Linked DNA regions of Homo sapiens: region 2 is linked to region 1. The links are chromatin loops, found by intact Hi-C in ENCODE. Cell type or tissue: body of pancreas. All regions are shown on one strand. Region 1 holds the start of LINC00106 (long intergenic non-protein coding RNA 106). Region 2 overlaps ASMTL (acetylserotonin O-methyltransferase like).

Region 1 (2,500 bases):
AATGGGTGGGTGGGTGGATGGATGGATGCACTCTGTTGGCAAATGCTTCTGGGATGGATGGATGGATAATGGATGGATAGATGGATAATCAATGAGTGGGTGGATGGATGGATAGATGGATGTGTTTGCTTGGTAAATGATTCTGGAATGGATGGGTGGATGGATGGATGGATGCGCTCGATCGGCAAATGCTTCTGGAATGGATGGATAATTGGATGGGTAATGGGTGGGTGGATGGATGCATGGATAGATGGATGTGCTCACTCAGCAAATGCTTCTGGAATGAATGGATGATGGATGGATGAATAGATGGATGGATGGATGAATGGATGGATGGATGGATGGATGAATGAATTGCTAATTGGGGCTGTTTTTCCATACAGAGTGCTGCACGTGGGACTTAGCCTTGGACACTAACTCCTTTGCCCCTCGTATCTGGGAGGGAACAACACAGTTGCTATGCCTGACTAGGGCATGACCTGGGAGGCCTTTGGGGCCACACAGCCTCCTTGGGAAAGGAGGATCAGGTGGGCCTCACACCCAGGAATTGGAAGTGGGAGAGACAACAGCTGCTGGGTAGTGGGGGTAGAGCTGTGTCTCTCACTGCCCTGCCCCTCCAAGGACCAAGAAGAAAGGAATGAGCCCCGATCCGCCTGCCAGGTACCCACCCATGAGAACCCCTTCTCTGCCAGCATCTGATAAAATTACCTGCGTAGCTTTAGAGATCACTGCTGCCTGACCAGCAGCCGCTCTGCTGGAATCTGTCCAGAAAGCCCCTTGGGGCTCAGAAAAGTAGGTGGGTTAATAATAGAAGTAGATGTGGGTTTTTTTGTTTGTGTGTTTATTGAGACGGAGTCTTGCTCTGTGGCCCAGGCTGGAGTGCAGTGGCGTGATCTCGGCTCGCTGCAATCCCTGCCTCCCAGGTTCAAGCATGTCTTCTGCCTCAGCCTCCCAAGTAGCTGGGATAGCAAGTGTGCACCACCACGCCTGATTTTTGTATTTTTAGTAGAGATGGGGTTCCATCCATCCATTCCAGAAGCATTTGGCAAGCACATCCTGGGTGCCAGGCCCAAGCAGGCTGGTCTCAAACTCCTGACCTCAAGTGATCCGCCCACCTCGGCCTCCCAAAGTGCCGGGATGACAGCTGTGAGCCACCGCGCCCCGCCCAGAAGCAGAGGTGTTTTAACGGGAAGACTTCAGGCTTCATCGGACGGCCGGGAAGGAATCAGAGCAGGGGTGAGGTTGGCTTTGTGCGGGGTGGGGTGGGGTGCCAGGCTCTGTGTCGGGTGGGGGCAGCAGCACATCTTTTGTAATTAATCATTGCCGAGGCTCTGCCTGTACGAAGTGTGGTCCGGGGAGGGCTGATGAGGCTGCAGGATGAGGGGGCTTGACAGACCCCTTTCCCCAGAAGAGGGCCCCCAAAAGGCATTGCCCCTGAAGAGGGCTCCCCAAGACCTCATCCCTGAAAAGGGACTCCCAGGGTCACCCCCCTGAAAAGGGCTCCTCAAAAGGCCCCCCGAACGGGGTCCCCCCAAGACTGCCCTCTGAAGGAGGCCCCCGAAGACTTCCCCCGTGAAGGTGCCCCCCAAGACCTGCCCCCTGGAAGAGGGCTCCCCAAGACCTCTCCCCCTAGAAGAGCCCCCTAAGACTTTTACCCTGGAAAAGGGCTCTCTGCAAAGCTTCCCTGGACGTGCGCCTTCGAGCTGGGCAGGTAGGGAGGAGCTGTGTACTCGACATCATCCTTAGGATCTGTTGTCCTCCCGCTTCCCCTGCCCCGGCCCCCAGATGAATCCAGAGGCTGTTTTAGAGCCAGACGGACACTCCTGGTATGCACCAGACACTCATAGTGCAGTGCTCGCTGAGTAGAGGAGGAGTTAGTGGGTGAACCCGGCCCGCCAGGCTGCCCTGCACAGAATTCCAGCCTTGTCACCCCACTGGTTTTTAAATCATCACAATCCTCGGGATGTTCTGTGCATGCCACACACAGACTCTTAAGAGTCCAGAGGTCCTGTTTTTGCACAGTTACTCCAATGAATAAAAAGACGGGCTGGGCGTGGTGGCTCACGCCTGTCATCCGAGCACTTTGGGAGGCCGAGGCGGGGTGGATTGCCTGAAGTCAAGAGCTGAAGACCAGCCTGGCCAACATGGTGAAACCTCGTCTCTACTGAAAATACAAAAAAATTAGCTGGGCGTGGTGGTGGGCGCCTGTAATTTTAGCTATTGCGGAGGCTAAGGCAGGAGAATCGCTTGAACCCGGGAGGCGGAGGTTGCAGTGAGCCGAGATCACACCACTGCACTCCAGCCTGGGCGACAGTGAGACTGTCTCAAAAAAAAAAAAAAAAAAAAATTTCTAGCAGACACTGAAGGGAGAGGGAGAGGAACAAGCCCCAGGGACCCTTTATCCGACTTCCTTCCACCTGGGGGACTCCCTCCACGGGCCCTTGCTTTAAGGGCAAATGGCGAGGGCACCAGAACACAGGGAGGCCATGCCGGAGGTCCC
Region 2 (2,500 bases), 50 kb after region 1:
AGACTCTGCTCCTCCACCTCCTGTGGAGGACCTGACATCAGTCAGACCCGCCCGCAGTTATCCGGAGGCCTAACCCTCTCCCTGTGGTGCTTTGCTTCAGTGGTCACACGCTCCTAGTCCGCCTTCATGTTCCATCCTGTACACCTGGCTCTGCCTTTAGTTAGCAGGAGCAAATTAGTGAAAGTACTAAAAGTGTCTGATAAGCAGAAATAATGGCGTAAGCTGTTTCTCTCCTTCTCCTCTCTCTCTCTGCCTCGGCGGCCAGGCAGGGAAGGGCCCCCTGTCCAGTGGACACGTGACTCACGTGACCTTACCTATCATTGGAGATGGCTCACACTCCTTACCCTGCTCCTTTGTCTTGTATCCAATAAATATCAGCGCAGCCTGGCATTCGGGACCACCACCAGTCTCCGCGTCTTGGTGGTAGTGGTCCCCCGGGCCCAGCTGCCTTTTCTTTTATCTCTTTGTCTTGTGTCTTTATTTCTACACTCTCATGCCTCCGCACACAGGGAGAGATCCACTGACCCTGTGGGGCTGGTCCCTACATCTCATGACATTTTTTTTTTTTTTTTTGAGACGGAGTCTTGCTCTGTCGCCCAGGCTGGAGTGCAGTGGTGCCATCTCGGTTCACTGCAACCTCTGCCTCCCAGGTTCAAGCGATTCTCCTGCCTCAGCCTCCCAAGTAGCTGGGACTGCAGGCGCCCGCCACCACGCCCGGCTAATTTTTTGTAATTTTAGTAGAGACGGGGTTTCACCATGTTAGCCAGGATGGTCTCGATCTCCTGACCTCGTGATCCGCCAACCTCGGCCTCCCAAACTGCTGGGATTACAGGCATGAGCCACCATGCCCAGCCCATAATTTGTCTTTTAATAAAAGTGGGAAAACTGGAAAAAGAAAAATCGTGTTTGAAAAACTATAGTTACCCCTGTCGTGAAATTCTAGTCTTGCCTAATGGTTTTCAGTTTTTATTCTTTTCTACGGTTTGAATTAAATTCTAATTTTTCTGGCTACATGTCTCCAAGATAATGTTTTGCATTCTTTTCCTTTTTCTTTTTCTCCAATTTTTCCTAACTGAAAACCTCTGAAACCCAAGTTCTGCTTTCTTAAAGCCCTGTGAACTAAAAGCTAGATGTTTCAACGGGTGCTGCTTGGAAGGCCCCTAAAGAGTGCTACCAGGAACAAATCAACCTCTTCCCCTCCAGGGCTGTGTTTGGTGACCCGTAATAACCACCTCCCTCAGCAGGAAGTGGCCAGAAAGAACACACCACCCCTCGTCCTGTTATAACTAGAGGGTCTGGATTCACAGAGCAGGAGCATTGCCATCTTCGACACACACTGCCATCTTGGACCCATTACACCATCTTGGACACACACCGCCATCTTGGATAAGCACCACCATCTTGGACACACAACATCTTGGACACACATGGCCATCTTGGAGAAGCACCACCATCTTGGACACACACTGCCATCTTGGATAAGCACCACCATCTTGGACACACACCATCTTGGACACACACGGCCATGTTGGAGAAGCACCACCATCTTGGACACACACCGCCATCTGGGAGAAGCACCACCATCTTGGACACACACCATCTTGGACACACACGGCCATCTTGGATAAGCACCACCATCTTGGAGACACACCATCTTGGACACACACCGCCATCTTGGATAAGCACCACCATCTTGGAGACACACCATCTTGGACACACACCGCCATCTTGGAGAAGCACCACCATCTTGGACACACACCATCTTGGACAAGCACTGCCATCTTGGACATGCATGGCCATCTTTGACACACACCACCATCTTGGACACACACCGCCATCTTGGATAAGCACCACCATCTTGGACACACACAGCTATCTTGGATAAGCACTACCATCTTGGACACACACCATCTGGGACACACACTGCCATCTTGGACCCATAACACCATCTTGGACAAGCACCGCCATCTTGGACACACCGCCATCTTGGATACACAACACCATCTTGGAAAAGCACCACCATCTTGGACACACACCGCCATCTTGGATAAGAACCACCATCTTGGACACACACCATCTTGGACACACACCGCCATCTTGGATAAGAACCACCATCTTGGACACACACCATCTTGGACACACACAGCCATCTTGGATAAGCACCACCATCTTGGACACACACCATCTTGGACACACACCGCCATCTTGGATAAGCACCACCATCTTGGACACACACCGCCATCTTGGATAAGCACCACCATCTTGGACACACACCATCTTGGACACACACTGCCATCTTGGATAAGCACCACCATCTTGGACACACAACATCTTGGACACACACCGCCATCTTGGATAAGCACCACCATCTTGGACACACACCATCTGGGACACACACTGCCATCTTGGACCCATAACACCATCTTGGACAAGCACCACCATCTTGGACACACCGCCATCTTGGACACGCCACCATCTTGGATACACACCACCATCTTGG

Evidence for each region. A loop is a pair of places that touch in the nucleus more often than their neighbours do. Peaks named below come from ENCODE experiments on the same cell type or tissue, not always from the same donor. Only the 100,000 strongest peaks of a DNase experiment are listed, where the experiment ranks them.
Region 2: it touches region 1 in a loop (4-fold over the local background); 71 of 110 quality-filtered maps call a loop at or near these places.

What each region holds. Positions count from the first base shown.
Region 1 is chrX:1,395,989-1,398,488 of GRCh38, forward strand. It overlaps LOC124900597 (serine/arginine repetitive matrix protein 1-like), which reads left to right. Exons shown (of 5, transcript XM_011546186.2): 4 at 384-1,236. The coding sequence ends at 404. It overlaps LINC00106 (long intergenic non-protein coding RNA 106), which reads left to right and starts at 1,037. Exons shown (of 3, transcript NR_130733.1): 1 at 1,037-1,236. In body of pancreas, no CTCF peak of the experiment used is centred here; no DNase peak of the experiment used is centred here.
Region 2 is chrX:1,445,945-1,448,444 of GRCh38, forward strand. All of the region lies in intron 1 of ASMTL (acetylserotonin O-methyltransferase like), which reads right to left. Among named protein-coding and RNA genes, the nearest start is that of ASMTL, 5.7 kb to the right of the region's middle. In body of pancreas, no CTCF peak of the experiment used is centred here; no DNase peak of the experiment used is centred here.